Linked DNA regions of Homo sapiens: region 2 is linked to region 1. Evidence: chromatin loops called from intact Hi-C (ENCODE). Cell type or tissue: endothelial cell of umbilical vein. All regions are shown on one strand. Links, peaks and the distances in the headings refer to the core of each region. The heading gives the core; the rest is flanking DNA.

The links. A loop is a pair of places that touch in the nucleus more often than their neighbours do. Peaks named below come from ENCODE experiments on the same cell type or tissue, not always from the same donor. Only the 100,000 strongest peaks of a DNase experiment are listed, where the experiment ranks them.
Region 2: a loop joins it to region 1, with 2.0 times the contacts of the local background. A loop is called at or near these places in 2 of 110 quality-filtered maps.

The regions. Positions count from the first base shown.
Region 1 is chr4:108,830,459-108,839,612 of GRCh38, forward strand. It overlaps COL25A1 (collagen type XXV alpha 1 chain), which reads right to left. Exons shown (of 38, transcript NM_198721.4): 32 at 1,922-1,975. Among named protein-coding and RNA genes, the nearest start is that of ETNPPL, 72 kb to the left of the region's middle. In endothelial cell of umbilical vein, for the core only: a CTCF peak has its summit at 4,500; a DNase peak (open chromatin) is centred at 4,533; H3K27me3 peaks cover 599 bases.
Region 2 is chr4:109,022,340-109,031,493 of GRCh38, forward strand. All of the region lies in intron 5 of COL25A1 (collagen type XXV alpha 1 chain), which reads right to left. It overlaps LOC124900756 (a long non-coding RNA gene), which reads left to right and starts at 1,215. Exons shown (of 3, transcript XR_007058225.1): 1 at 1,215-1,675. In endothelial cell of umbilical vein, for the core only: no CTCF peak of the experiment used is centred there; DNase peaks (open chromatin) are centred at 4,412 and 4,862; H3K27ac peaks cover 1,754 bases.

The DNA.
Region 1 (9,154 bases), core at 3,127-5,626:
TTAAAATTTGAAACTTTTTCAGGAGAGTCCAGATGGCGCCTCTATCAATTAACTCTGAGAATCACACTCCAGTTTAGCACTTCCAGTGAGGGGCACTTGGAGAGTACTGATATATGATCCAGTTAAGATAGTTAACATGCTGAGTAAATACAAGAGTAACACTTTACGCTGCACACCATTTGACTGAAACTATGCCTTCAAAATTCTTAGCAATTTCATTTGCTCTTCTGGTTAATTCTGCTCCAGCACTGAGACCTGATACTCTTGTGACATTGTGGAGCTATCGGAAGTAGCAGCTGATTTACCACACGGTAAACCCTCTTGAGCCCCAGGGCATTCTGCCAAAACACTGCCTGAGATTTGCTGCTCCATTTTTAGTACATGGGCTGGGTTTCTTCATACAATGCTTGAAAGCCAATCTGCATCAGCAGCGTTGAGGCTTTTAGCTTTTAAATATTTTTAATTAAGATGATCTTCAGAAGTCATTGGTTTGATCTTAGAAATATGACAATTGCACATTCAGATTACATGTTCCCTTAGAACTCATCTCTTTCTACAAGCATTCTTGGATAAAGCCAATCTTCATCACTGTACAGCTTGTACTATTTGTATTATTTTGGCCTCATTCTCTGGTTATTTCCTTCATGCATTTTTTTTTCTCTGCAATTAGATTGTAAACTCTTCTAGGTCAGGAAGAATAGCTGTTTTTTTTGCAGCATTCAGTATATATTAATAAATATTAATAAAAATATTAATAAAAGACCAAGAGATAATTAATCAATTATAATGGTATTATTCAATGTACTGAAGCAAATTAGCAAAATAGGCTTTACCTAAGTGGGAGGAGAGTTTCCATTTCACACTAGTAATACCATGCTTTGCACATAGTAGCATTTGGTAAATATTTCCTGAATGAATGAGATCACTCTACAGAACACAGAATTATGGAATTGGAAGGTATGTTAAAGAAATGACTACTGGCCCTCTTTTTTTAAAGCAAATTATCTCAGACTGATGAAAATCTATCTAGTTTTTAAAAGACCACAAACTTGCACAGTGAATCATTCCGACATTTTGAAGACTTCACTATTAAAATACTTTCTTTATATCCTCTCCTGGATGGTAGGGAAATTGATGACATAATTCCACTCAGACACACAAAAATAATTCTAAGATTTCCAAGGTGAGGAAAAGAAATAGTGGGAGAAAAACAGAAAGAGAGAGAGGGGGAGAGAGAGAGAGAGAGAGAGAGAGAGAGCGCATGCATGAGAGGGAGAAGAGAGAAGAAAGTTCCAGACAGATGACCATTTATCTTCCATTCTGAATGTCTTTTTTCCCCCAAAAGATATGGAAACATGGCCTAGCAATAGAGAGGTTAGTGAAAGGTTTTCATTTTATAATGCACTGAAATTATTTCCTTATGGTTAAAGAAAAACAGCCTATCCTTTAGCTTTAAAAAAGGGGGAGCATTTGTAACTGTGCAGAAAAGAATACTTAGGTTTCATTATTTCCTTTGGAAAAAAGTTATAACCTGCTCTGAATGAGTACAGTAGCTTTATATAAAAGATTATCAACCAGAATACATACTCCGGAAATTTTAGCTCCATTGACTTCGACTTTCTGGATAAAGGCCAAATGAAAATATCTTCCTTATGGGTGAAGGAAGAATCATCTGAGCTATTTATTTTAGCTATGTAAATGTATGTATTGTTTTTATTAAGGCAGCCGTGTTCTATTTTATGCTCTGTGGTTTTCTTCTCTCAATATTAGGACTCTGAATAGAACTTAGGATGGTATCTCTTTTTATTTAATATTAGATAGCCCTTTATTTCTTCTGAAAAATGAACAGTTAAATTAATATGGAAAAGCCATGCTCTGTGTTTTCTTTAGTACAAGCTTAATAACCTCAGCAACAACTTACTCTTTCTCCTTTGGGACCTGCAGGGCCATGGGGTCCCATAGGACCATCTGTACCCTAAAAAAAAGATAATATGAGATATATCACAAGGGCTGCAAGAATAGCAGTTATAATTTATCCTGGATTTTTCCTAGGTGAATGGTGCCTAAGAATATCAGTAAGACAACTCATCTCCTTTCAAAGTGCTTTATGCTTGATTATTTCAGGCCAGCGGTTTTCAAGAAACTCATGCAAAAAGGATGAAGTATATAACTGCATGTTTCAATGAAAGGCACACACGAAAAGCTGCATATCATATTTAATTATATCTTTTTCCTCTGACTAAATAAAGCATCACTGGCTGGGTGCGGTGGCTCAAGCCTGTAATCCCAGCACTTTGGGAGGCTGAGGTGGGTGGATCACCTGAGGTCAGGAGATTGAAGCCAGCCAGCCTGGCCAACATGGTGAAACCCCGTCTCTATTAAAAACACAAAAATTAGCTGGGCATGGTGACGGGTGCCTGCATTCCCCTACTCGGGAGGCTGAGACTGTAGTGAGCCAAGATCGTGCCACTGCACTCCAGCCTGGGCAACAGAGCGAGACTCCGTCTCAAAAAATAATAAATAAATAAATAAATAAATAAATAAAGCATCTTCACTTTGCCCCATAATCTTAAGAAGAAAAATGTAATTGTTTTTCCTTCCTGTCACCTCTTCCTCAAGCCCTTTCTCTACACCCACTGCCACCCTTAACCGGGCGTGCTCTGAACTCTTGTTTTCAGCTGTTTAAGAGGCTTGAACTGTTACACAAGTAGAAGAAAATTATTAAGTAAATGAAAACAGTGTGTAACTGTTCAATCCAAAAACTTCCTGCAGCTCTGTTGGGGGCAGCAGGGGCTTACAGGAAAGGAATCATTCTTACAGATTCTGCGGCAGTGGCCAGTCACTAGGCTTACAACTCACAAACCAGGCAGCCAAGATGACTTAAAGGTATAATTCCCCTTTGTCCCCCTGGTTAGTTCAGGATTAGGATTTCTGCAGTAGAAGAGGTGATATTTGAATGAATGTAAGAACGCTGAGGTCCAGTGAAAATAATGATTGCCTGAAACAAGTTTTTAGAATTGAAAAGATGGGAATTTCTTTTAGATTCTTAAAACTGTAGCCAGGACTTCAAGTATACTTGCTCATTTCCAGTATGACTATGCTTAGATTCATAAAAAATTGATTATAATATTTGCAAATGTAGGAACTATTCCAGCATGATTTTTCTTTAGTATTCCCATTTCTGTTCTACTATTCTGGTTTATTCTGTGAGAGCTTTGTGATAAGAAAGAATTCAGAGTTTTAAATTCATTCTAATGTTGCTGAATTCTCATCAGCTTAACTGATATTTTTCTTACTGCCTGAATTCAAAGTTCACCTTCAGAAGACTTCTAAATACTGAGTATCTGTAGCTGAAATTTAAGAGCTGGAGCTGTTAAGAACCAAAGAAAAAAAGACAAAATGACAGAAGACAGACAAGTCATTTCTATGAACAGAAATTGAAAGTTAGTGCCAAGGAAGAAGTTACATTTGATGGACATCAGTCTAAAAGGAAAAGCAAGTTACAATAATTTCACATTATTTTAATCTCTTCAGAGGGCCGCTCTCATGGAATTGTAGGGGATGTCTGTCTATTGGTTCTGGAAAAATTCATGTGGAATTCTAAGACAATGAAGCCCATTAGTCTGGTCATTCTTCCCACCTAGCAAATTATCCAGACTTGAACACGAGCTTCACAAAGACATTCTGGCAGTTTAGCTGTTCTCCGGACAGAGTTGCAACCGTCCTCTGTCCACCTTTCCCCCTTTTGCCGCCATCTTTGTCCACCTTCCCCTTTTACTCCAGCTCTAAGTACACCCTCATCATTTGATGAGAGGACATGGAGCAAAGGGGTCTGTGCTGAAGCACATGATTCACAGCCACAAAACATGTCAGAGCAAGACAAGGGACTGACTCACCCGGGATCCTGGCTTTCCGTCTAAGCCAGATGCTCCCTGTGTGATTTGGTTGGTAGCAGGGTTGGTGGGTGTAACACGAATGACAAGAACAGAGATTAGTATGAGGTACCGATGAACAAATGTAACACTTCAAACAACATAATACGCAGTTACAGGGTTCTGGGATGAATATCACATTGCTACAAATTGTTAGTTAAAAAAAAAAAACACATGACAAACACCCCACAGATGATGGCATTTTAATGACATTTCTATTTGACAAGTTCTTATTTAGAAATCAAGCTAATGAAGTGTATAAACTGGGCTACAAAGTAGTTACTCATAACAGTTGCAGGCTTCTATCTAATTTCCATATGAAATTCATTTTCTAAAGACTGTGCTATTCACCATATATTTCTTTAGGTTCTGAAGAGAAAAGAACGGTAATTTCCTAAAAAAGCGCTCATTATAATAATCAATCAAATTTAGCATTTCAGAGGAGAAGAAAGAGCTCTGGTTATACTTGTTAAAACAGTATTTATGAATAACAAATACAGGGTTTTCACATGTTAGGATGACTCTTAGTGGATTTTACATGAACAATAATTACTCATTGTTTTCTGGGTTGTTCCTACTGTTCACACTACTTTCCACTAGAGGGACTTCTAGGAAAGGGAAAAAGCCAGAAAACAATGTGTGCGACCAAGCAAAAAATAACTTCCAAACTAAATTGTTTCTCAATTCCTTCAAATAATCTTTGCATCAAAGCCTGATGGGGGAAATAACTTTAAAAATCGAATGTTCTCAGACAATGCATGCTTTTCTTCACTTTGAACTCTAGGCTACAAATAAATAGCGTATGATTAAACAATGGCATTTTCAATGCTTGTTTCAAGAATAAGTACAATTATTTCTTTAATATGGTTTTTGTGTCTCAAAGCCCAAATATTTATTTATAGTCCTTTAAAAATATTGGTTAGACCAAGGAGTATTTAAGAAAGAAAATGCACTGGCCCTAAAAATTCTATTGTCAAGATTGCAGAACTATTTCCCAATTTTATGCTTCAGATGCAGTTAATAATACAGAATGGAAAAAAAAATCTATTCCAGATGAAAACTCTACCAATGATGTTATTCTACATACATTTTGAGTATTTTGAGTTTTTATTTTAAAATTTCTTCTGTATAATCCATGAGCCATACTATAACTGCAAAATACATACATTCTTTTTTTTTTTGAGATGGAGTTTCACCCTTGTTGCCCAGGCTGAAGTGCAATGGCACAATCTTGGCTCACTGCAACCTCCACCTCCCAGGTTCAAGCAATTCTCCTGCCTCAGCCTCCCGAGTAGCTGGGATTACAGGCATGCGCCATCGCACCCGGCTAATTTTTGTTTTTAGTAGAGACAGGGTTTCATCATGTTGGCCAGGCTGTTCTCGAACTCCTGATCTCCACTGATCACTTGCCTCCATCTCCCAAAGTACTGGGATTACAGGTGTGAGCCACAGTGCCCGGCTTACATACGTCTTTTTTTTTTTTTTTTTTTTTTTTTTTTGAGACGGACTCTCGCTCTGTTGCCCGGGCTGGAGTGCAGTGGCGCGATCTCAGTTCACTGCAACCTCTGCCTCTCGGGTTTATGCCATTCTCCTGCCTCAGCCTCCCGAGTAGCTGGGACTACAGGCACCCACCACCAAGCCTGGCTAATTTTTTGTATTTTTAATCGAGACAGGTTTCACCATGTTAGCCAGGATGGTCTTGATCTCCTAACCTGGTGATCCGCCCACCTCGGCCTCCCAAAGTGCTGGGATTACAGGCATGAGCCACCGTGCCCGGCCTTACATACGTCTTTTGTTAGCAATAATTACAATAAAAATATATATTGTTGTTCATTTGTTTAAGGCTAGCATAGGTACAGCTGTTAGCTAAATGTTGCATAAAAATTATCAATAGCCCTAAATTTTAAAAAAGGGCAGACTTTAAATAAATCAGATTGAAAGTTTAAATAAAATAGAAAATCCAAACTTTCTTTTGCCTTTTGATACCTTCTTCAGTTACATTATAACATTTGAAAACAAATGTAGGCCAGGCATAGTGGCTCACAGCTATAATCCCAGAGCTTTTAGAGGCCGAGGCGGGAAGATTGTTTGAGGCCATGAGTTAGAGATCAGCGTGGGAAACATGGCGAGACCCAATCTCTATAAAATATTTTTAAAAATAAAGCGCTTGAGCCCAGGACTTTGAAGCTGCAGTGAGCTGTGAGTGTATCATTAGACTCTAGCCTGGGTGACAGAGTGAGACACTGTCTCAAACAAAGAAAAAAGAAAATAAATGGGGAAACTGTAATAATTTTACACTGATAATATTATATCTACCTAGAATGCTGAAATAATGACTCACATATATTATAGAGGTTTTATGCCTATGGTCCATTGATCTAACTGGTGTGATTAAACCTATATTCTAGGCTGGGCTGGTGGCTCATGCCTTTAATCCTAGCACTTTGTGAAGCCGAGGCGGGTGGATCACCTGAGGTCAGGAGTTTGAGACCAGCCTGGCCAACGTGGCGAAACCCTGTCTCTACTAAAAATAGAAAACTTAGCTGGGCATGGTGGCATGCACCTGTAGTCCCAGCTACTCAGGAGGCTGAGGCACGAGAATTGCTTGAACCTGGGAGATGGAGGTTGTGGTGAGCCAAGTTGGCACCACTGCACTCCAGCCTGGGTGACAGAGAGAGACTCTGTCTCAAAAATAAATAAATAAAATAAACCTATATTTTAATACAAGGTTTATATCAGTCATTCAATAAATAAATAACTATTGACCATCATATGGTGGATGTATGTAAGGCACTTGCTATCAACTAGCGTGAAGTATAATAACCATGGCAAAAATGAAAAAGTGGTCATCAGCTTTTTTTTCCTCCCACATTTCAAATTGTGTATAAACTATATTCTGTTACTGATTTTATGTCATATTTTACTAATGTAATCTATATTGTTCTTTGTTGATTTGTATCTGTATTCACCAAATAGATAGCATATTAAAGGCTTGAAATTAAAGCCTCGTATTTAATAACAATTTAAAAAAATCTCCATTTAGTTGTTGTGGAAAGAAGGCTGACATAAAGAAAATGAAGAGCCTGGGGGAGATTCCTTCTTCATTAAAAATAAAAATCTCTAAACAACTGCAAAATACTTCTTTTATACGACTCACTATTGCCACAAGAACCTCATAACAGGGAATTTTCAAAACAAACAACATAAAACACGTAGAACATGATATGATTGATTAATGTAAGGAGCCACAGCATTGACCTCACTCCATCAACAATGGCCAATTCCATACCTGCCACCAACAGAGGGCTACAGTTTTTGGTATCCAAGGAGAAAAAACAGTTGAGGAAGCATTTTAAACTGCACTAGATTATAAAAAGTGTTTGGGAGAAACTATGAAATAATGAGCACAACACTTTTAAAAGAAGGGGACAATGGAAGAGGAATTGTCAGCCCTAAAAGAGGAAGGTTGGCATGTATGTAATTGAAGAATGACAGGACATTTATAGCATTGTTTGTTGTGGGTCTTCCTCTGACACAAGAGAAGACATCAGAGAAAACAAAACTGGGCTGAGCTCTGCTCTAATATAATATGTTTTCTAATTACAGAAACCTCAACAGTACGAGCTGCTGAGTAAACCAGAGTTATCATGTAGGGTAGAAAGAAAAATCTGAGATTTGCACTAAAATGGAAAGTTTTCTTTACTTACTGGAAGACCAAGGGGTCCTCTGTCACCCTTTTGACCTGGTTCACCCTTCAATCCTTTAACACCATTTAACCCTGGTTCACCCTAAATGCAAAAGCAAATGCCAATTTTGGTTGCTATTATGGGTGTTTAAACTGTGAGAGAAGAGAGCCAGTCTCTGAAATAGTTGCAGATTCCAGTTTTAGGAAACAGCAGAGTCAGGCTAGATTTGTCTTGCACGAAACATTAATTTTTAAAGTTAAAATAGTTACTAAACTGACATCAACAATTAATATTCTAGAAACCAAAACTCCCAAGAAAGTATGCTCCTTACAATAAAAATATGTATGGTTGAATTCCTAAATTTTTCAGTTCCATCTCAAGGAAATTCATGTTATACCACATTTTTATGATCAAATAATTCAAAGACAATCGAGTGGAGGATGCTGAAGAAGATTCGGTAGAAAAAAAAACCCACTCTGCTGGAATGGAAAACTGGAATATGCAGGACAGGGTTATAGACAGATATTTTAAGCCTTTAAGCATGTTGCCCAAGGGAATGAACTAAAAACGTAGCAGCTGATGTTTGAAGTAATGCCATTTAGCAAGTCCTCATTCACTGCCCTTGCCAAGTCAGATCCCTACATGGACTAATCAACAAATCACCAATCCCAGGAGAAAATATGAAGATCAAAGAACTTAGATGTAGTTTTACTAACTATCCATCTGCCCAGTGTTAGAATAAAGAAAGTATGAATTTAACTCAGCGTGACATTATAAAAGCCACGGTAAATGATAAATTCTTGACTCCATTTTTAAAAACCAAGGAATACAGTATACCTATTTTCCATCAGTAACGGCATGTTAGATATCAAGTTCTGACCTGTATACTTTTCAACTTTTAAGCGTAGACATTAATTTGCCAAGAAAATCTTGAAGGGCTTGTGAAAGAAAGATGATTTCAGACACAAATACCCTATAGAGTCTTGCTGGGTGGGGGCGGGAAAGGGGAGAGGCTATACTGACATGGCAGAAGGGGTTTTTAACCTAGGCAGTATTTACTCAACTTGCTTGATGATATAAGTCAGTGTAGCGCTTGTTAAACATAAAGAGTTCAGGGCCCCACCCAGTCCATGGTAACACAGAAATGGGTATCTTTAATAAGTCTCCCAGGTGATTCTTATCAGGAAATTCTGGGAAACACTGAGCTAGATTCATGCATGGAATCATGCTATATATTTGAACTTTCAAAGGGGGTTGCAAAATGATGAACACACTGGCATGGCATAAAAAGTTTTCAGGATTTTGAAGATAGGATGTTTGCAGTACAGCCACTATAGCAAGTCCAAATGTGTTGGTGTTGGTAAGACAGTATCCCGGGAATGCTATTGATTGAGGACACCATATTAAGGCCAAGGCTCAGTAGTCAGTGACTAATTTGAGATCCGTGGCTTTGCATGTGTGTGCACTTTCAGCACGTGGTCTTGAGGTACTTGAGGTTAAATCCAGTGACAGAAAGACCAAATTTCAAGTCTGGAC
Region 2 (9,154 bases), core at 3,595-6,094, 190 kb after region 1:
AAGGATAAGATGTGAATCAGTGAGGCAGTGGAATCATCAGCATTGGTTAAATCCATTATCATCACAAAGAGAAGAGGTGGGCTGCTTGATAACATGGAAAAATTACTTGTCATGTGGATGGAAAACCAGATACAGAGATGCATACCGCTTAGCCTACTGATGACTTAGGCTAGGGTAAGAAGTGTGTTCTATAAGTTCAAAGAGTACACCAATGATCCTACATATATACAAATGTTTATAGCAAGACATGGCCAGTTCCAACACTTGAAAATGCATCATAATTTTCATAATATGAAGGTCTGTGGTGAGGCAGCAAGTCCTGATATTGAAGGTAACAAAGCTTTTGGGAAGAGCCACATAGGGTAAGTGTGGATGAGAAGTATTTACCAGCACAAATATTTAAAGTCAATGAAATGAGCTTATTCTGAAAGTATACACCAGAGCATACATACATTCACCACGAGTCCAATGCCAGGGTCTACGGCATTCAAAGGCTGTGTAACACTGCTTTGGGGTGTTACAGGAAAGGCTTTAATTTAGGGTGGAAATGTTGCTTTGGGGTGGAAATGTTGCAGGATTCAAATTAAAGCCTTTCCTAATCAACCACTCAGAGAACCCAAGAGCATTCAAGAATGTGAGCACCATACACTTCCTGTTTATATCACCATAACGAAAAAGCCTGGATATCAGCATTGTTTGAAGACTGGTTTTTGAACTGTTTTATTCCACAGCAAGAAAATATTGTGGGCAAAAACAACATTCCATTCAAGATTCTTCTAATCTTAGGCAATACTCCAGGGCTTCCACAGCATATCAGTGACATGCATCTTGATGTAAATGTTGTGAATCTGCTGCTGAACACAAATGCTTTCATTCAACCAATGGACCAAGGCACAAGAGCTGTGTTCAAAGTATACTGATATGCCAGACATTTGTGCAGGCTGTTGGAGTGACTAAATCTGGCTGCATTCTAAATTCTATCCAAAACATCACCACAACAAGGGAAGAAGTCACACAGCAATGCATGAACGGCATTTGGAAGAAAGTTTTGAAGACATATGTGAACACATCCAAAGGCTTTAACAAAGATTCTGCTGTTGATTAAATAGTAACAAGATACCAGTGCTTAGGAAATCACTAGAATTGGACATTGATAAAGAGAAAATTTATGAGCTTGTTGGCATTGAGGCTGAAGAACTTTCCAACGAGGAGCTAATTGAACTGGAGGAAGAAAGAAGTAAAGAAGTTGAGGCAGAGAAAGCAGAAGTTATGTCCAAGGCACCAAGAATGTTCACAGCAAAGAAACTGGCAGAAATATTTGCTACTACTATTAGCAATGGCTTTTGGAAATTACAGAAATGGATGTCAATTACAAGAGATTCACAAGCGCTGATGGCAGATACAGGATGCTCTTGCTTGCAATAAAGAGAAATATATAATGAAAAGAAGAAACAAACCATACAGTCAAAACTTGCTGTCTTCCAGAAGAACACTGTGCCTGCTAAACCATCAACAAGTGTAATGCCCTTCTACTCGCTATTCTCAAGCCTCTCAGAAGAGAGAGATTGATAACCCTGTTGCTGCAAGATGTCCATCATCCAGCAATTATTTTTAGTTCAATGCTTCAGACATTCTTCAGGCCTAGCGGGCATTCTTCTGTGTACGTTATTTCATGGTGAGTACCCATACAACTATCCTGTTTTTCACTTTCAGTACAGTATTCAATAAATTACATGAGATAGCCAATACTTTATTATAAAATAGGCTTTGTGTTAGATGATTTTGTCCTACTGTAGGCTAATGTAAGTGTTCTGAGAACATTTAAAGTAAGCTAGGCTAAGCTATGATGGGCAGTAGGTTAGGTGTATTAAATGCATTTTCTACTTACAACATTTTCAACTTACTCTGGATTTATTGGGACATACATAACCCCATCATAAATTAAGGAGCATCTGTAAATATCTGACTATTTCTTTATAACACTAAAAATGCAGTGTTATTCCAATTATCAACTTTATATATATTTATATATTATGCTTATTTATACTGTAGTATACAAAATACAGATTATATATTTTCTAGGACATAATTTTTGTGTATATACATATTTATTCAGACATATGGTTATAAATCTATCTAAAAAAAGAAAGAGAAGGAAAAGAAAATAAGAGATGAAGAGGGAGAGAGGAAGAAAGAAAACATGTACAAAAATAGTGGTTCCCTACGGATGATAGGATTATAAGTAAATATTTTTATTATTTAAGTTTTTTATGCTTCTCTAAATTTTACTAGCCCCATCTCATGATTACAAAAATATATTGTCACATGATAACTAATTAACTGCAGAAAACTTTTAAACCCTTAATTAAGTTGTTAATTTTTTTCCATATTAGTCATTTACTCAAAGATCTAGGTCAATGATTTTTGAATTCGAGTTTCTTTCTTCCAATTCAGGGTGTTTTTAATTACTTGGAAGAATGTTGCAAAATGCTTAAGATATGCTCTCAAAAATTCAGTAAGTAAGGGTTTTAAATCTACCTTTCTGTATGCCACATATCACTTTTGGAAGTAGGAATAAAGAAAGGGGCAGAAGAGTTATACAGTTAAACACCAGCGAGAAGAGGTCATGACTCCACATCAACTGGGGATCCCTGCTAGGCATAGAGGCCCTTGGATCCTTTGCTGTTTTGCAAACCAAAATATCTGGGTTGTAATTTAACTGCATTATTTTATGGAGTTGTATAAATAACTTACACTTTTGACTATAAATGTTTGTCAAGCTTCTAAAACATCTTGCTTATCCAAGCCTTTTCACCAGCTGGCATGGAATCAGGATTGGCAATCAAGGTGTAAGTAAATGATCAGTTTTACAGACATGTTTAGTAGGATACAATAAACATATATGAAGTACCTCTGAAAAGAGACCTGCTCAGCTTCCATTGCTTTAAAAACACATACCTAGGCAATTTTTACTGCCCTACCAATTTTTATTACACTGTATATATTGAGTAATTTGGTTTCTGCTATGTTTAATAACATTCTTAATGTGTGCTATGTTGATTGTTCCAGATAAATACTGGAAGCCAATTTATAAACATCTTTCAGTCTGATTAAATTTATATGTGCCCAATTCTGATTTTCTAAATATTGTGCACAAAGACAGACTTGACAATGCTCTCTGCAGCTGTCCTAGATGTTTCACATTAATAAATGCATGCTAGCAGATTTCTAACACCCAGAGAGTCAATTAATTTATAATGCATGAGTCACATCATGCTTACTGCTTCACTAAAGCAGAATCCTAAAAATGAAGCCTGTTTTAAAATGAGGGAGGAGAGGCTCTGCAAGCTGACAAGCTTATGTTCTTGAGGGACCCAGATGTTTGTGGCTGAATCGTAATAGCTACCACTTACTGACCACTACACAACACCAAGAGTTTTACAAATGTCATCTCTCTTTGTTACAATAACCCTGCAAATTAGGGGTCATTTCTACCATTTTGCAGTTGAACAAACCAAGTTTCAGAGAGGTTAAATAACGTTTCCTTAGTCAAACAGCTTCTAAAAGGGGAAGTTCAAACTATGAACATGGGTTTATTTGACTTGGACCCTTTTGAGCTCTCACTTGTGTCATGCTGGCTGCCCATGGGCTTGGGCAAGATTACCCCGAGAAAGAAAGTAGCAGTCATTCTTAGCCCTCTTAGGAACTGGATAAAAGCTATAGCTGCAGTGGTTAGAAATATCCACATATAAAACACTTTGCACACACACACACACACACACACACACACACACACATATACTCTTAAATTAGTTCGCGGGTTCTCTAGGAAATAATTCACCTGGGTTAAGAACCCCTGACTAGGGGTAATGTAATGTAATGTAAATATTTCAAGAGTAGGAGAGGAAAAGTGTTCCAAAATGGAAACTGAGGATAAAAAAAACCTAAAAACAATGACAACAAAATTAGAGTTACAGAAATCAAGATTGGAGAGAATTTCAAGAAGGCAAATTGATTAAAACAAGGAGTCCATTGCATTTAACAAGTAGAAAGTTGGAATTTGTATTGTAATTGATTAAGCAGTGAGGTGAGGAAATTAAGAAAAGAATAAGCTCCGTAGATGGCAAGCAGGCGTTATATGAAGTGTGAACTCTGGTTATTAACGACTGCCTGGAATAACATGTTTAAAGGTTCAGAGGCTGGTTATAGACTTGGGAAAAGGGTGTGGGATTGATAGGGAATGTCTACAGACAGCAACAGTGGAAAACATGTGTGCCGACGATTTGCTAGCCCAAGTAGACACCTCTTTTTAGTAACTGTGCATGAAGAAAAGAAATAGGAGAGTAGCTAAAAGGCATATAGGGTTAAGGAAAATTTTTCTTGCTTGTTTTTGTGGTAAGATGGGAGGTACTTGAAAATGTTTACAAACGGACAGGACATAGAGAAAAGAAATGGCTTGCAGAGCAGTATCAGCATGCAAGAGAACACAAAAGGAAGTGGAGTCAGAGAAGAAGAATGCGGAGAAAGAACACCATCTTATATAAGATGAGAAGAAAGAAAGTGAGAATAAATACAGATCAATTTGCTGTACAGAGGCAGAAAATGGATGTATTCCATTCCTTAAATCTCAGAGGACTCTGAAATAGAAGTCTGCTAGGGATGGGGCAGATGTGAGAGGAATAAAATTGATTATTTATTCATTCACATAATATTTGTTGAGTACCTACAGTGTGCAGGCATTCTTCAGGTACTAGGACTATAATAAATATGGTAGCTAAAACAAAGCCCCGCTATCACTTTTGTGGGAGAAGCAGGCTTTAAGAGAATGTTTATGAATAATGTGGCAGACAGCGATAAGGACTCAGCAGGAAAGTACATGAGGATAAGGAGGCTAGAGAACAATTCAATGGGAGGGCGCTATTTTACAGGGTGGTCATGGGGGGGCCTTGAATGGAAAAAAGGAGGAAAAACAAACAGCAAGTGGTAATGCTCTGTAAGATGGAGGTGTGCTTAGCGTGTCCAGCAACTGACAGTGCGTCTGGACTACAGTGAGTGAGGAAAAAGAGTAAGGAGGAAAGTTACAGAGCAGGAGGGAGGAGATCAGAGAGACTTTGCAGGTCATGATAAGAACTTGGCTTTTAATCAGGATGAAATAGAAAGCCATGGCGAGGAGGTTCTGCACAGAGAAAGGACACAATCTGAATTATATTTGAAAAGGATCATGTCCACTATCGGGAAAAGGCAGTAGAAAGGCAGGGGTGTACAGATGGAGAGATGTTAGGAGGCTTTTGTAGCATTCTAAGTGAAAGATAAAGGATGGGATGGGCCAGGGTAATAGCAACCAAGGAGGTAAAAAGTGGTCAGTTTCTGGTTCAAGACTTGCAACTAGATTGAATGTGGGGTGTGAGAAAAAAGAGCAGTAAAAAATGACTCCAAAGGTTGACCAGAGCAATTAGAGCAGTGGAGCTGCTCTTTAGTGATGTGTGGAAGATCTGGAAGAGGAGCAGCTTTGGAGAGTAAGGGTGGAATTCCAGCATTTGGTTTTGAACATGCTAAATTTGAGATCTCTAGGAGACATCCATGTGCAAACGTTGAATAGATAGTTGGATATGCAAGTCCAAAATTCTGAGAGTTCAGACTGGAGATATACATTTGGGAGACTTTGACACATAGATAATAGTTAAAGCCATGAGATTATATGAGATCATCTAATGAGGCAATGTAAATAAGGAAGAAGAAAGGTCCAAGTTCTGAGCCATCAGGCATTTCAAAATTCATTTATTTATTCATTCATTCATTCACTGAGACAGAGTCTCACTTTGTCACCCAGGCTGGAGTGCAGTGGTGCAATCAGAGCTCATTGCAGTCTCACACTCCTCCCACTTCAGTCTCCCCAGTAGCTAGGACTACAGCCACGTACCACCACACTCAGCTAATTTTCTATTTTTTTGTAGAGACAGGTTCTTGCTATGCTTCCCAGGCTGGTCTTGAACTCCTGGGCTCAAGTAATCCTCCTGTCTTGGCCTCCCAGTGTGCTGGGATTACAAGCATGAGCCACCATGCCCTGCCCATTCCAACATGTAGAAATCATGAAGAAGAAAAAGGGGCCAGGCCCAGTGGCTCATGTCTGTAATCCCAGCACTTTGGGAGGCAAAGGCAGGCAGATCACAAGGTCAAGTGATCAAGACCATCCTGGCCAACAAGGGTGAAACCTCATCTCTACTAAAAATACAAAAATTAGCTGGGCATGGTGGCATGCACCTGCAGTCCCAGCTACTTGGGAGGCTGAGGCAGGAGAATTACTTGAACCCAGGAGGCGGAGGTTGCAGGGGGCCGAGATTGTACCACTGCACTCCAGCCTGGCGACAGAGCGGGACTCCATCTCAAAAAAAAGAAAAAAAGAAAAAGAAAAGAAAAGAAAGAAAAAGGACTAGCTAGCAAGGGAGGAGTGGTGAGTAAGGTAGGAGGAGCACCTTGAAAGAGTGATAAGAACAAGGAGATAAACAGAGAAAGTGTTTCAAGAAGACACCAATTCACTGTGTTGAATGTGGTCCAGCAAAGTTGGAACTGAATTCTGACCACTAAATTTGTCATAATAAAGGTAACCAGTGCCCTTAAGAAGAATGTTTTCAGTACAGTGGTAGAGATGGAGGCCATGTTAGATTAGAGAGAGAGTGGGAAAACAATATTTGATGAGTGTGGGCAACTCTTTCCAGAGTTTCATTGTAAAAGGGAGTGGGAGCTATAAAGAAATGGAACAGCATCTGGGAAACATATGGGGTCAAGGAAGTTTCATTTTGAGGACAAAAGATATTATGGCATAATTCTATGCTAATGAAATTATCCAAAAGAGAGGAAAAACCAATGATACAGGAGGGAGGCAATACCTAAGTTTTAAGTTGCACACCATTCTGAGTAGTGGGATGAAATCTCATGCCATCCCACTCCATCCCGCCCAATACATGAATCACCTCTTTGTCTAATGTATCTATGCTGTATATGCCACCTGCAGAAGGTCAATAGTAGCCTAACGCTACGTCAACAATGCCCACGTCATTCACCTCACTTCCTCTCACCATGTAGGCATTTTGTCATCTCACATCATCACAGGAAGGGCGAGTACAGCACAGTAAAATATGTTGAGAGACCAAATTTATATAACTTTTATGGTAGTATATAGTTATAATTGTTCTATTTTATTATTGTTGTTGTTCATCTCTTACTGTAGCTAATTTATAAGTTAGACTTTATATAGGTGTATGTGTGTGGTATATGTGTATACATATTTGTAGGAAGAAACATATACGTATAGGATTTGGTGCTATCCGCAGTTTGAGGCATCCACTGAGGGTTTTGGAACATATCGCCTTGGACAAGAAGGAACTACTATGTAAAAATAATATGGATAATATTGTCTATATTTATTCAATAAGAACTCAAAAACTCAGAAATACAGAGTACTCATACAAATTTGTAATTTCCTGCCTACAATATTCTTAATTTCCTTATAATTCTTAGATATTATTGTCTTTATATATTATTCATGATGAGCTATTACACAATTTACTCTGAAAACAGGAAATCAGAGGCATCCAGGCACCTCATAGATAAAGAACCTAAATCTATTCCCTGCTTTAAATATTTTCCTTGCATAGCTGATACCTGCTACGGACGTTAATACACCCTTTCTCCACACCTCCTGCTCCTCAGAGTTCGGATCCTCTATCCTTTACTTCCTCAGGATGAAAATAAATGGCCAAGCCTCATGGACAGGCCAACTGAGACACAAGCAGCAGAAGGCAGCTCAGTGTATCACATCCCTCCAGAGAGGTGGTGCCTGGGTCATCATTTCACGGAAGTCAACAAGATAGGCTATGAAAGAAATAGCAACAGAAGGAAGCAGCTGCTGCCTGACTCCCTGCCCCTTCTGGTCTTTAGAATTCATGAATCCCCACACCTGAACTATGGAGAGAGGCAGCTGCCCCATCATTCCCATCCTACACCCACCATTGGGCACACTTTGGCTCAGCACTGGCCACAGAGTTCAAGTGGAATAGCCTCTAGTGCATCTCCAGAGAGGACAGGCAGGGGCAAGGAATGAGCTGGGCTTTGGGTGACAGGTCTAGGAGGAAGGGAACCACCAAGGACCCACAGCACGAACTCAGTAGTTGTGAAGACAAAAGAGAATTATATCTGTGAAAGACCCTTGAATAAGTGACTAATGTAGTGAATTACTGATGTTGCAAAGATTCAGCCAAGATTCATGTAGACTCTCTGGTCTGTATGGGAACTTTGAGGTAGGTCAAAGGCCTGTGCAGTCATTCCTCATATCAACATGGACATATTAAAGTCAGGCTTCCAGGTGTACCACAATGCAATGCCTGTTAAAAATTTTTAAAAGGGTAAAACTTCATTTTGTTGTTGTTGTTGTTGTTTTGGGTCTCGCTTTGTCACCCAAGCTGGAGTGCAGTGGCACCATCACAGCTCACTGCAACCTCCATCTCCTTGGCTCAAGCGATCCTCCCACCTCAGCCTCCCGAGTAGCTGGGTCTACATGCCTGGCTAACGTTTTGTATTTGTTTGTAGAGACAGAGTTTCGCCATATTGCCCAGGCTGGTCTTGAACTGGACTCAAAGTGATCCACCTACCTCAGCCTCCCAAAGTGTTGGGATTATAGGGATGAGCCACTGTGCCTGGCCAAAACTCCTTTATGCCGTGTGTTTCAGGATAACTACTATGCAGACCTGTTTTCTTATGCCACACAACTTTCAATAATTATATGCCATATATTAAAGTGTTACAATACCTGTCGCCCAGGCTGGAGTGCAGTGGCGCGATCTCGGCTCACTGCAAGCTCCACCTCCCGGGTCCACGCCATTCTCTCGCCTCAGCCTTGTGAGTAGCTGGGACTACAGGCGCCTGCCACCGCGCCCGGCTAATTTTGTTTTTTGTATTTTTAGTAGAGACGGGGTTTCACCGTGTTAGCCAGGATGGTCTCGATCTTCTGACCTCGTGATCCGCCCGCCTCGGCCTCCCAAAGTGCTAGGATTACAGGCGTGAGCCACCGCGCCAGGCCATGTTACAATACTTTTTTTAAAAAAAAAGAATTTACGCAAATCACCATTCCTACATTTTCTGTAGCGAGACCAAATAA